2 separate regions of the Homo sapiens genome follow, and region 1 is linked to region 2. A link is a contact called in ENCODE Hi-C or POLR2A ChIA-PET data. All regions are on one chromosome and are shown on one strand. The core of a region is the stretch at or near the end of the contact, and the rest is flanking DNA. Distances in the headings are between cores, read along the strand shown.

Region 1 (7,200 bases), core at 1,930-4,429, 6.9 Mb before region 2:
TACCAAAATTAGCCAGTCGTGGTTGTGCATGCCTGTAGTCTCAGCTACCCAGGAGGCTAAGGTGGGAGAATCACCTGAGCTGGGAGGTCGAGGCTGCAGTGAGCCGAGATCGTGCCACTGCACTTCAGAGCCTGGGGCACAGAGTGAGACCCTGTCTCAAAAAATAAAAACAAACAAAAACTAGAGCTCTTCTGATAGCCCAAGAGCCAGTTTAGAGATTCACTAGGCAAAGGGCCACGAGAGGCAGATGGGAATATTTAGAGATGAAGTCATCCAGTCCATACAGCTATTCTATAAAAGGGGAACCTAGGCTGGGCACGGTGGCTCACGCCTGTAATCCCAGTACTTTGGGAGGCTGAGGCAGGCAGATCACCTGAGGTCAGAAGTTCAAGACCAGTCTGGCCAATATGATGAAACCCCGTCTCTACTAAAAATACAAAAATTAGCTGGGTGTGTTGGTGGGCACCTGTATTTCCAGCTACTTGGGAGGCTGAGGTAGGAGAATCGCTTGAACCTGGGAGGCGGGGGTTGCAGTGAGATGAGATCATACCATTGCACTCCAGCCTGGGCAACAGGAGTGAAACTCCATCTCAAAACAAAAAGAAAAGGAGGGGGTGGGGAACCTGGCTTGCTGTGGGCAACTAGAAAGTATGAAAATAGTCCAGAATTGATAGGCAGCAGATGAGGCAGTTCTTACCTCACTGTGCCCCTAAGCTTCAGACCAACCCACATAGCCATTGACAGCAGATATTTGCACTTGGATATCCTAAAAGCATTTCAAACCCACTTCCAAAAGTATTCCCCCCGACCCATTTATCCCATCAACCCCCACCTACTTCGCCTTTGGCACCCAACTCAATAAATAGCCGAGGGCAAGAACCCGGGAATCATACCTCTCCCTTTATCTCCATGTCTTCAAAGTTACCAAATTCTGCTACAAGTCTTTTAGATCCATCTCCTCCTCCCTATTTCTTCTGCCACAGTTCAAGCCCTCAGTGTCCCTGGATTTTGTTACTACAGATGTCTAACAGGTGTCCTGGCTTCCACTTCTTGACCTGTTTCAACACGTCTGCTGCCCTGCCAGCCACCATAGAGAGCTTTCTAAAACAGAAAGTGTATGTCATTGCCCTATTTATTATTCATTTGTTCTCTACCCCTGGCAGGACAAAGCCCAAAGTCACAAACAGTCCCAATGTATTTATGATTTTGCCTCTGGCCTCTTCTCACATGTCATCTTTCACCACTCATAACTTCAGCCAAGCCCAAGTTTTGCAGTTCCTTCAATGCCACCTTTGGCTTTGACACTAATGGCTCACTCTTCCTGGAAGTGCCCCCCTTCTTCTACCCTTTGCCTGGCTAAAATTAACTCACCCAGACTCAGCTCAGGCTGGTATTTTTCCTGGCACCCCTTTTATAACTCCTTTTGATACTTCCATAACATCTTGTGCAAACAAGAGTCACTACTCACCCTGAACTGTGTTTGCTCACACATCTGTGTCCCTCGTTAAACTATGAGCTGTGGGGTGGCAGGCACACTGTCCTATTCAGCATTTGATATTAAATATTCATCCAACAAATATCTGAGGACCTACTATATGCCAAATACTGTAGATGTAAAGGGTATAGCAGTCAACAAAGCAAAGACACCCCTTGCTATGAAGTGGGAGGTGGCATAAATAAATGAACCTATACATAGAATGAAAAGTGCTGTGCAGATAATTAAAATAAACAATAATATGAAAGTGACTGGACAGGCCGGGTGCGGTGGCTCATGCCTGTAATCCCAACACTTTGGGAGGCCAAAGCGGGTGGATCACCTGAGGTCGAGAGTTTGAGACCAGCCTGACCAACATGGTGAAACCCCGTCTCTACTAAAAATACAAAATTAGCCGGGTGTGGTGGCACGCGCCTGTAATCCCAGCTACTGGGGAGGCTGAGGCAGGAGAATTGCTTGAACCTGGGAGGCGGAGGTTGCAGTGTGCCGAGATTGCACCATCGCACTCCGGCCTGGGCAAGAAAAGCGAAACTCCGTCTCAAAAAAAAAAAAAAAAAAAAAAGAGAAAGGAAAAGAAAAGAAAGTGACTGGACAGGTACTTTAGATTGGGTATGTCAGGAAGTCCCGTCTGGGGAAGCGACATTGAAGCTGATAAGTGAATGTCAACAAGGCAGGCATTCTGAGCTTTGGAGAGAAGAGCACTCCAGCAGGGAGGACTACCAGAGCAAAGTCCGGGCGGCCCACCAGAGCAAAGGCCGGGAGGGCCAAAGGTCCGTGCGCCTTAAAGTGTGGGAAAGTAGTGAAGATGGGGAGACAGGAAGGCAGGGGCCAGATTTACCTTTGCAGGCTAGAGTAGAGTTTTGATTTTTTTTTTTTTTTTTTTTTGGAGACCGAGTCTCGCTCTGTCGCCCAGGTTGGAGTGCAGTGGCACAATCTCGGCTCACTGCAACCTCCGCCTACCCGGTTCAAGCGATTCTACTGCCTCCGCCTCCCGAGTAGCTGGGACGACAGGTGCGTGCCACCACGCCCAGCTAATTTTTTGTATTTTTAGTACAGACTTGGTTCCACCATGTTGGCCAGGATGGTCTCGATTTCTTGACCTTGTGATCCGCCCACCTCGGCCATCCAAATGCTGGTATTACAGGTGTGAGCCATCACACCCGGCCAAGTTTTTATTTTATTCCAAGTGTGATAGAGAGAGACATGATCTGACTTATATGTTTTGAAAGATGGCTCTGGGACTGTTATGTGGCTACTGGGCTGTCCGGAGGGGAAACTGAGACCCGTTTGGAGGAGAGGGAAGTTGGTGGCCTGGATAGAGTGGTGGCAGCAGTTCTGGAGAAAGTGGATGGATCTGGGTTATGTGGTGAGTCAGAGTGGCCAGGAACAAATGACAGGCAGATGAATTAGGGTGACCCTTAGATTTCTGGCTGCATGCAACACTCGGGTAGTTACTGGGGAACCGAGCAGACGCTCAGACACTTCCGAGCCTTGAGAAATCCGTTCTCCCGCCAGGCTTCGGTGTGAGTTAAAGTCGGGCAGCCGGAAAGCGACAGGCTCAGACCCGCAGCCGGTGGCCTCGTAGCGCCGGGACGCCGGGACGCCTGGATACCGGGAGAGCGCTGGGACTCTCCGAGCCCGGCGCGGGGGTTTCCGCATCTTACGGGCGGGGCCGGAAGAGGAAGTCGCGCTGCTGTGGCGGCCGCTGTAGCAGCGGCGGTCCAGTCGTAGCCCGGCCGCCCGCGCCTGTCCGGTCCGGTCCGGCCACGGAGGCAGCGCAGCGGCGGGACTCCGAGCCTACCCCGCCGAGTGAGCTGCGCCGCACCGTGCCGTCCCACCCGGCACCCACCAGTCCGATGGGGCCGCAGCGGCGGCTGTCCCCTGCCGGGGCCGCCCTACTCTGGGGCTTCCTGCTCCAGCTGGTAAGGGGGCGGGAAGGCGCGCAGGCCTCCCAGGGGCTGGGCGGGGCCGGGGCCAAGGCCGGGGCTCCCTTCCCCTACTCCTCGCCCGGCCTCCCCTCTGCCCGCACCTCCGCGGCCTGCTCTCGCACTCCTCTTTCCTCCCCTCCTCTTTCCATTACTCATCTCTTTCCTTCCACCCTCCTCTTTTCCACCCTCTTTCCCCCAACTTTCCCGCCCCCCACTCGGTTCCCGCCCATTGAAGTCTGGCGAAATACCTACCGCAAAAAGATCAGAGGAGCCCCTTAGGTTGCGTTGACCTTGATGCTTCTCGATAGTTGCTCACTGTCCCAGCATATTTAAAATTGACCTCTGGGTTTTATTGTCTAAGCCTTTCTTACCGCTTTTTACCCTTGGGAAGAAAAAAAAATTATACAAGGCGCCAGTATGTTTAGCGGTTCGAGGACTGCACTTTAATTGCACTAACACGGATGTCTTTTTAAAATTCCCTTCCCCCACTGTAGCTCCTGCTTCGCCTTAGGGCTCATTTGATTCTGTTATGAGGGTTTTTTTTTTTTGGAGGGGGGGTTTTAATAGCAGTAATTTAAAATAACTTTTAAAAGAAGACACCAAAATGTAATGCTTTTAGTGGTTTTCAGTTTTCTGCCTAATTTAAAGGGATGGGTGGGGAGCGTCGGTTAAATGTAAGTAAGAAATATGTGTTCATAGATTTGTTTTCATAGTCACAGAGAAGTAATAGTGTTTTAAAATTCAGCCTCAAGTAATTCGAGCTTCAGTGTGGGAGTGGGGTGTCAGGAACCCGGTGTTTCAGTTTTTGTTTCTAGTGACTTTTACTTAGGGAGTTTCAGGTTGGAAACTTACGCATGTTATTTATTACAGAATTGGTGTCGTGTAAGCTTGTTTCGTTCTATTAGAATGTGTGATTTCTTTGAAAGACTGTTTTGCTGACTCTCCAGTTTAAGGGGTTAGTATTAGTGAATACAAAAGTGTCTTTAATATTTATTGAAAAACCAAAATCTAAGCCAAAAAGTAAGTGCCTTTTGGTGTATTCATAACTTTGACAGGCAACATCAGGAACCTGAGAGAATGTATCTAAAAATTGCTGGGGGAGGGGAGTTCGATATAAAAAGAGCAACAAAGTAGCAGTGTTAGTCGGAGTCTTTAAGGTGTTTACTGTGTAATCAGACAGATAATACTTATGTCCAAAAGATATTCAGATAGTATGTAGATGTATGCAAAACTATAACCTAGATATAAAACTTTTCAAAGTGTTTTTGCATTCATTTTCATTTGAATCTCTTGAGCTGATTTTAAGAATGAATATCACATTCGTACTAATCCCTTCTCAACATAAATTAATAGCTTAGTGATACATCAGTTCCTCATAAACTCACATTGAAATTCTTATTAAAGGCCCTGAGCCCTCTCACCAGAAAACTCTACTTAAGTAGACTTGTCATTTGATTTCATAGCCTTCACAAATCTAAAGATCATCCCTGTTCTAAATTGTATCTAGGCTGTCTCCCACGTTCTGGATTTTAGGCCTTTTTTTGTTGTTGTTTTTGTTTTTTTCGAGACGGAGTCTCACTCTGTCGCCCAGGCTGGAGTGCAGTGGCGCGATCTCGGCTCACTGCAACCTCCGCCTCCCAGGTTCAAGCAATTCTCCTGCCTCAGCCTCCCGAGTAGCTGGGATCACAGGCAAGCACCACCATGCCCAGCTAATTTTTGTATTTTTAGTAGAGATGGGGGTTTCACTATGTTGGTCAGGCTGGTCTCGAACTCCTGACCTCGTGATCCACCCTCCTCGGCCTCCCAAAGTGCTGGGATTACAGGCGTGAGCCACCATGCCCGGCGATTTTAGGCCTTTTATATTGCACCTATGTGCTTTGTTGTACCTCACCATGGTAATCTCGGGTTCTATATTCCTCGGTTCTAGGGTTGTTGTGAAGATTAAGTAACATTTTTCTACACTGCAAATGTTTGGTGTGCATCTTATTATATGGGATGTAATGTCCTGATGACTGAATAAACTGACAATATCTGTTTAAATTGTAAGGATCTTTTTTCGATACCAGCTAGTATCACTGATTTTTCTATTTCTTGTTGATTTCTTTATGGATTTGTTTTCTTCTTGGTTCCTCCTTCCTTTAATTTCCTGAGATGTTCTTTCTCATTCCTTTCGTGTTCTGAGAACTTGGGTAGATCTGGTTTCCTTTTCCTCAGCTGGAGTTCTTTCTCCTTTCTGGATACCTAGTTCCTTTCCTCCAACTCTGTCTGAAGTCTTCTACCATTTTCTCCCTGAAGCCCTTTGTTTATTCCTCTTCCCTAATTTTACAGCTCTAGGTAGCCTTTCTGAGTTCCTTTGATTAGTGATGCCAGCTCAATCATTTCATTTCTCCTCTCTGGGCTCTTGAAACTGGCACTACTTGTCCGGGCGTGGTGGCTCACGCCTGTCATCCCAGCACTTTGAGAGGTCCAGGTGGGTGGATCACAAGGTCAGGAGTTTGAGACCAGCCTGGCCAATATGGTGAAACCCCGTCTCTACTAAAAAAAAATACAAAAAAAAAAAAATTAGCCGGGCGTGGTGGTGCGTGCCTGTTATCCCAGCTACTTGGGAGGCTGAGGCGGAAGAATTGCTTGAACCCGGGAGGCAGAGGTTGCAGTAAGCCAAGATCGTGCCACTGCACTCCAGCCTGTGTGACAGAGCGAGACTCCATCTCAAAAAAAAAAAAAAAGAAAAGAAAAAAAGAAACTGGCACTGCTTCCCCTTAGTCATGTAATAACAGGGCCAACATCCTCATCTATAATGGAAGCAGCACGTAGTCTTCAGAAACCACTGGCACATCCATCTAGAAGAGGCAGAGGATTTAGTATTGGAAAGGCCCTTAAAGATCATTTGCCTACCCTCCTCATCTTGTCATCTTCACATCAGAGTGACCTCACTGTGTATTTTGAACTGAAGCTACAGCACATCTGGCTGTTTTAATATTTTTTAAACCCATTAGGTCTAGAAATTAAATGAGCGCCTAGCAGGTAGTTAGCTGTGTCTTGACCTTGCCATAAGTACATTTTATTTTTTGGGTTTTTGTTTTTTTTTTTTTTTGAGATGGAGTCTTGCTCTGTCGTCCAGGCTGGAGTGCAGTGGTGCGATCTCAGCTCACTGCAGCCTCCACCTCCTGGGTTCAAGTGATTCTCCTGCCTCAGCCTCCCAAGTACCTGGGATTACAGGTGCCTGCCACCACACCTGGCTAATTTTTGTAATTTTAGTAGAGATGGGGTTTCACCATGTTGCCCAGGCTGGTCTCGAACTCCTGACCTCAGGTGATCTTCCTGCCTTGGCCTCCCAAAGTGCTGGGATTACAGACATGAGTCACCATGCCTGGCTGCCATAATTACATTTTGCACCTCTCCTTCCCCAGTTCAACCTCGACCCTGGGTCACAATGGTCAGAACTTTATTTCTCAGTGTGGACGCAGTCATGGGATTCTGTTTCAAAGACAATGGATATTGTTTATGCTGGCTCTCTTTTTTTTTTTGTTGAGATGGAGTCTTGCTCTGTAGCCTAGGCTGGATTGCAGTGGCCTTATCTCGGCTCACTGCAACCTCTGCCTCCTGGGTTCTAGCAATTCTCCTGCCTCAGTCTCCCGAGTAGGATTACAGGTGCACGTCGTGATGCCCGGCTAATTTTTTGTATTTTAGAAGAAACGGGGTTTCACTGTGTTGCCCAGGCTGGTCTTGAACTCCTGAGCTCAGGCAATCCACCCACCTCGGCCTCCCAAAGTGCTA
Region 2 (7,270 bases), core at 4,089-6,588:
TAAAAAAAAAAAAAGAAAAGAAAGAAAGAAAAAGAAAAAAGATATGCAAATTGTATGCCCCAACTTCTGAATCAGAAACTGTTGGTGGGGCCCTGCAATGGAGTTTTAACAAACTCTCCATGTAATTCTGATATAGCCTAAAGTTTGAGAACCACAGATTTTATCCAATCCCCTAAGGTCATTTGCTTAAAGGAACAAGGTTTCTTAGAAGTACCCGTGCTAGGCCAGGCGCGGTGGCTCACGCCTGTAATTCCAGCACTTTGGGAGGCCGAGGCGGGCGGATCATGAGGTCAGGAGATCGAGACCATCCTGGCGAACATGGTGGAACCCTGTCTCTACTGAAAATATAAAAAATTAGCCGGGCATGGTGGCGGGCGCCTGTAATCCCAGCTACTCAGGAGGCTGAGGCAGGAGAATGGTGTGAACCCGGGAGGAGGAGCTTGCAGTAAGCCGAGATCATGCCACTGCGCTCCATCCTGGGCAACAGAACAAGACTCGTCTCAAAAAAAAAAAAAAAAAAAAAAAAAAGTGGCCATGCTAGGCTCTCAACCCCAAGTCCAATTCATTTAATACTTACCCCATGCTGTCCCACTATGAGTCCTGGTTCTTAACTCTGGGACGAGAAAGCATAAAGCAAACTTCTATTTCATAACAACAAGCCTTCAATTATAGTATCTCCCTTTCCCTAGGATCATTTTCTGTTTTCTGAGTTCCATCAACATTGTGTCATGTGCTATGTATGTTTTATCTTGTCCAGTTAAAATTTGTCACTTTGAATGGAGCACGGCGCTCCTGGTAGGCAGCAGAAGCCAAAAGAATTACAGACCAGGCTGGGCGCAGTGGCTCACCCCTGTAATCCCAGCACTTTGGGAGGCTGAGGCGGGTGGATCACAAGGTCAGGAGTTAGAGACCAGCCTGACAAACATGGTGAAACCCCGTCTCTACTAAAAACACAAAATTAACCAGGTGTGGTGGCACGCGCCTGTAATCCCAGCTACTCAGGAGGCTGAAGCAGGACAATCTATTAAAACTGGGAGGCCGAGGTTGCAGTGAGCCGAGATAGCGTCACTGCACTCTGGCCTGGGCGACAGAGCGAGACTCTGTCTCCAAAAAAAAAAAAAAGAAAAAAATTACACACCAAATTCCTTAAATTGATTGGAATTACACAGAACAAATGTGTTTCTCATGTATCTTACCTACTCTGTCATTTGTCTCGTTTTGCATTTAAAGGAAATATTATTCAACACAACCATAGAATCAATTTATGTTTCCCTACCCTGATATCAAAGGTCAGTCAATACCATGTCCCACAAACTGATGACTTCTGATATACTGTACATAAACATGTAAAGGTGAGAAAGGCACCATAAAGTATGACTAAACCCAAAAATATATGCAGTTAGTTTAGAGAAAGAAAAAAGGAAGCAGAGTAAAGATTAAGTCAATCCTTTCATTGACACATCAACAGCAAGAGCAAAAATAACCCAAGGAAGTTATTTGTTAAACCTTAAAAATAATAAAAATGTATTATTACATTTATACTTACATTAGATGATGAAATAACTTGTTTGTACCAGAGAGATCCTCGAAAAACTTCGATTTATCAGAACTTCAAATTTCAAAAAAGAGAAACCAGAACAAGCTACTAATTAAGTTCTTACCAGGGATGGTGTGGTATCTTCATCACTGTCTCCATCCTGACTACTTTCCACATCAACACTGAGATTCATCGCATCTGCCGTTCTCTTGGGTTGTAGCTTGTTACTTTCAGTATGAACAGCTGAGGATGAATTTTGCAGCGTGGATTCTGCCTTGGAAGATGTGTTTTTCATCTTTGGAGGTATAATCCTTCTGCAAGTTTTCTTTATTTTAGTCTTCTTACACGCCACTTCATTGTTAGAATTCTTTTCTGATAGGGATTTGGGGCACATAAGCTGGTCTAGCTGGTAATTACTGAGTGAAAAGGGGGCAAGATAGACCTTAGCTGTTTTTATTAAAACTGTAGTCTGTGCTGGTCTCAGAGACACATAAGCGATGTTTTGATTTTCTTTATATTCATTTACCTATTCAGATCAATAAAAGAAAACAGAATATTAGAACTCCAAGTCCTGTGCCTTTTCTTACAGGATCCCTAACAGATCTAATAATTCCCATTTCCCAAAGACAATATAAATCCAAATTGAGGCCAGGTGCAGTGGCTCACGCCTGTAATCCCAGCACTTTGGGAGGCCCAATCGGGCAGATCGCGAGGTCAGGAGATCGAGACCATCCTGGCTAACATAATGAAACCACCTGTCTCTACTAAAAATACAAAAATTAGCTGGGCATAGTGGCACACGCCTGTAGTCCCAGCTACTCAGGAGGCTGAGGCAGAAGAATCACTTGAACCCGGGAGACGGAGGTTGCAGTGAGCCGAGATCACACCACTGCCCTCCAGCCTGGGCAACAGAGTGAGACTTAAGCTCAAAAAAATAAATAAATCCAAATTGACACCCTTCGTAAGAAAACTTATTTTCCCCTCCAAAATCCTAGATATGTAATTCACTAACCTTAACCTCAGTAGAATTCACTTACTGGGCACATTTGCCCATAAGTTTTCCAGACCAATAATAATAATGACTAGCATTTGTGACTGGGGCAAATACCCCAACTGTCAGCTGCGGATTGTCTGGAATTATTTAAAGAGTGTGAAGCCGATCATAACTGTGGCAGAAGAAAACGCAGAAGGTTGAAGAAAGGGAATCCCAGATGTGACTCTCCCACTATTTCTCGGGTTATTGATAAGAACCTTTCGTCAAAGCTGAAGGCCTAAGGGCAGGGATCCCCCGCCTACCCCCGGTGCCAGGTGCCCTCGACCTCCTGGGCCTGTGTCCCGCATAACCCTCACAAAAACCGAGGCAGGAGCACACCTTGGAAGCACCAGTCCGTTTCTCACCTTCATCTGGGGTCGCTGTCTGGAGTCCGCCTTCTCAGCCGCCGCGCCCGACCTGGACATCTTTCGGCTTCTTAGCGGCCGGCGCCTTCCCGCCAAGATTGCGGCGGGAGGCCGGGAGGGGCGGGTCCGAGGCGGGGCGGAGCCCACTCAGATCCCCAGCGGCCGCAGCGCCAGAGCAGGAAGTTGGGGTTTTACGCGCGCTTCTTAAGAAGGCCGCCTTGGCCAGGCGCGGTGGCTCCCGCCTGTAATCCTAAGCACTTTGGGAGGCTGAGGCGGCGGATCACCTGAGGTCAGGAGTTTGAGACCAGCCTGGCCAACATGACGAAACCCCGTCTCTACTAAAATTACAAAAATTAGCCGGGCTTGGTGGCGCGTGCCTGTAATCCCAGTTACTCAGGAGGCTGAGGCAGAATTGCTTGAACCCAGGGGGCAGAGGTTGCAGTGAGCTGAGATCGCGCCATTGCACTCCAGTCTGGGCAACAAGAGTGAGACTCCGTCTCAAAAAAAAAAAAATGCTGTCTTAAAGCCCTAGACTCAAATTCTTTAGGGATGTCCTGGGGCTGAACTGACATTTTTACCTTTGACTGGTGATTTTGATTCTGGTGGTACTGGGATGTCGCTTTGAAAAACACTAACAGGCCGGGAGCGGTGGCTAACGCCTGTAATCCCAACACTTTGAGAGGCCGAGAGGAGTGGATCACTTGGGCCCAGGAGTTCCAAACCAGCCTGGGCAACATAGTGAGACCCCATCTCTATAAAAAATACAAAAATTAGCCCAGCGTGGTGTTGTACGTCTGTAGTCCCAGCTACTCAGAAGGCAGGGGTGGGAAAATGGCTTGAACCTAGAAGGATGAGGCCACAGTGAGCCGTGATTGCGCGGAACTCCAGCCTGAGCGACAGAGCAAGACCCTCTTCTATAAATAATAAAATAAGATTCTGGCTATTCTCTTTAAGGTTCCTTCTAGCCCAAAACTGTTTCCTTGGTTGCTTAGTTGGGTCCCACACTGTTCCTTGCCTGAGATTTGTCCAGTTTCATTTCTTCTCCCACTCAAGGCCCAATTGTAGAACACAGGTGAAGTAATTTGGGTTAATCATATTAATAGCAACTTCAAGGCCCCTCATGACTCAAAAATTACTGATAAAACCAAACTTTTCATGGTGTCCTGTATAAAACATACTGTTTCTGGACTTTAAGACTTTGTTCCTACTGTCCCTTGTCTCCCCCGCAGTTATAAAGTCCTTTCTACTGTGAAATGTGTCCTGACTTTCCAATTAGCCAATATTATATATATTTTTTAACACGACTCAGCTTGTAAATTGGAGCTGCTTCTGTTATTATCCTGTAAGTCCTTAAAGAGTTCTTAAATAGGCCGGGTGCGGTGGCTCACCTCTGTAATCCCAGCACTTTGGGGAGGCCGAGGTAGGTGGATCATCTGAGGTCAGGAGTTCAAGACCAGCCTGGGCAACATGGCGAAACCCTGCCTCTACTAAAAATACAAAAATTAGCCGGGAGTGGTGGCCCACGCCAACACTCAGCACTGTGGGAGGCCGGAGTGGGCGGATCACTTAAGCCTGGCCAACATGGTGAAACCTCGTCTCTACTAAAAATACAAAAATCAGCAGGGAGTGGTGGCAGGCGCCTGTAATCCCAGCTAATCAGAAGGCTGAGGCACGAGAATTGCTTAAACCCGGGAGGTGGAGACTGCAGTGAGCTGAGATCGAGCCACTGCACTCCAGCCTGGGTGACAGAAAAAGACAGTCTCAAAAGAATAATAATTACTTAGATATTTAAATACAAACATTTTCTAGCCAGGAATGTATTTTAATAGGTAGTTTCCAGAAACTGGAAAAACCTGAAAGCCTAAAAAAGTGGAGTTTTGGGATTTCAGGTGGGCAATGTCCCAGGCACCTCGGGAGTTTTTTTTTTTTTTTTTTCGGTCACTGGCCTAAATCAGCACCACCTGCCCTGTGAAACCAAATACCGCACCACAGCCCACCCTGGCCTTATGAACTAAGCTAATCGGATACTACTGGCAAGATTTTTATTCCATCAAACTCTACTTCTTCTGAGCTTTCAACAAGCCATTCAAACAGTAACTCACTGTCGCCTGAGTTTCTTATTCACTATACCGTTCTTGGCTTCAAACCAAGCTAACACGTAAAATCTTTCATTCGAACCTTCCTCACCGCAGAGTCCTAACAGCAAAGCCCAAAGGAAGCAAAATTTCCCGCCAAAAGCTGCTTCCAAATTCTGCGACGTAGAGGACATGCGGGCAGCCAATGAGCATGCGCAGAAACCGACTCGACTTCCTAGCTGTGGGCGCCCAAACGTCGTCCACCATCCCACAATCCTCTCGTCACGTATTTCCGGTTTATCTAGCTCAGCCGTAAGTAGTTTCTCTATCAGTCGCGCAGCTGTGTTCGCGGACTCAGGTGGAAGGAATTTCTTCTCTTCGTTGACGTTGCTGGTGTTCACTGTTTGGAATTAGTCAAGTTTCGGGAATCACCGTCGCTGCCATCAACATGTCGGTCCCAAGCGCTCTCATGAAGCAACCGCCCATTCAGTCTACGGCTGGGGCCGTCCCAGTTCGCAATGAGAAAGGTACGGTGCTAACACCCTCTTCCCAGTCGAATTTTAACCCCTTCCGGCCCCAGCAACCTCCAGACCTCTCCCGGACAGACCACTCCAACCCCGCCAGCTCTTGAGATCTGGCTGCCAGATTCTTCGATCTTTCCACCCCCACCCACTTGCATCCGATCTTGTTCCTGTGGCCTGCTCTCGTATTCAGCAAGCACCTCTCTTCTGTTAGCCTCCACAAATTCCTTAGACTAATGTTACATATATATAATATATATTACACATATAAAAACATTAGGAACTTAAGTATATATCAGAATATATATGTCTAATATATATATGCTAGAATATATGTATTAGTCTAATATATATTATGATTAGAATATAATATCACTAATTACATATAATTACAAGAATTTATGTATTATTAGTGTAATTACTTAGGAACTTAAGTATATTATTAATCTAATAATTAGGAACTTAAGTATATATCAGAATATGTATATAATATCAGACTAGATAGATAGATAGAGAATGCCTGTTGGCAGGGCATTGTGCGGGATACAGTCCCTCTTTTGCTGTCCATAGAAGTCTGCTTATGCTGCCCAGGCTGGACTCGAATTCCTGGGGCTCAGGCTGTCCTCCTGCCTCAGCCTCCCGAGTAGATGCCGCCGTATCTAGTCTCAACATGGCTTTTGAGAATTATCTTTGGATCCCTATACATCTAATTCATTCATCTTAACAGCTTATGAATTCCATTGTATAAAATAAACTGTAATCCACACTTTATTCCCTACTGAGAGGCAGGTGGTTGTCCCCTTGTTCAAAAAAGTGCTGCGGCCAGGCACGGTGTCTTATGCCCATAAACCCAGCACTTTGGGAGGCTGAGGCGGGCTGAACACCTGAGGTCAGGAGTTCAAGACAGCCTGGCGATCATGGCGAAACCCCGTCTCTACTAAAAATACAAAAAATTAGCCATGCATGGTGGTGGGTACCTGTAATCCCAGCTACTTGGGAATCTGAGGCAGGAGAATTGCTTGAACCCGGGAGGTGGAGGTCGCAGTGAGCAGAGATCGCACCATTGCACTCCAGCCTGGGCCACAGTGTGAGACACTCTCTCAAAAAAAAAAAAAGAAAGTTCTGCAATTGTCATTCTCTAGCCAATACTAGCTTTATTTAGTACCTGTTGCCAATTGCTCCCCAAAGTAAGTTATAAGAACATAAGAATTTGTGGAGCACAGTGGCTTACACCTGTAATCTCAGCACTTCGGGAGGCTGAGGCAGGAGGATCGCTTGAGGCCAGGAGTTCAAGACCAGCTTGGGCAACATAGCGAGACCACCCCCCACCCCCGCCAATCTCTGCAAAAATAAAAATTAGGGCCCGGCGCGGTGGCTCACGCCTGTAATCCCAGCACTTTGGGAGGCTGAGGCTGGTGGATCACCTGAGGTCAAGAGTTCGAGACCAACCTGGCCAACGTGGTGAAACCGTCTCTACTAAAAATACAAAAATTAGCCAGGTGTGGTGGCAGGCGCCTGTAATCCCAGCTACTCGGTAGGCTGAGGCAGGAGAATCACTTGAACTCAGGGGGCAGAGGTTGCAGTGAGCCGAGATCGCACCATTGCACTCCAGCCTGGGGGACAAGAGCAAGACTTCGTCTCAAAAATAATAATAATAATAATAATTAAAAATTAGCGGGATGTAGTGATGTGCTCCTGCTACTTGGGGGAAGCCAAAGCAGGAGGATCACTTATGCTCG

Evidence for each region. Hi-C counts contacts between places; a loop is a spot of excess contacts on that map. ChIA-PET counts read pairs that join two places held with the same protein, here RNA polymerase II (POLR2A).
Region 1: a loop to region 2 is called in a map of naive thymus-derived CD4-positive, alpha-beta T cell, with 12 times the contacts of the local background. The contact joins the promoter of SPPL2A here to the promoter of MFAP1 in region 2. A Hi-C loop is called at or near these places in 1 of 168 maps with a recorded cell type or tissue (naive thymus-derived CD4-positive, alpha-beta T cell). POLR2A ChIA-PET finds 5 or more read pairs at or near these places in 1 of 52 experiments (GM10248).

The regions. Positions count from the first base shown.
Region 1 is chr15:50,761,685-50,768,884 of GRCh38, reverse strand. It overlaps SPPL2A (signal peptide peptidase like 2A), which reads left to right and starts at 3,179. Exons shown (of 15, transcript NM_032802.4): 1 at 3,179-3,417. The coding sequence starts at 3,352. RefSeq lists a silencer at 3,145-3,604.
Region 2 is chr15:43,822,758-43,830,027 of GRCh38, reverse strand. MFAP1 (microfibril associated protein 1) reads left to right here and starts at 5,338. Exons shown (of 9, transcript NM_005926.3): 1 at 5,338-5,537. The coding sequence starts at 5,459. WDR76 (WD repeat domain 76) reads right to left here and starts at 3,026. Exons shown (of 13, transcript NM_024908.4): 1 at 2,936-3,026; 2 at 1,662-2,063. The coding sequence starts at 2,995. RefSeq lists a silencer at 2,998-3,057 and enhancers at 4,891-5,522, 5,275-5,534.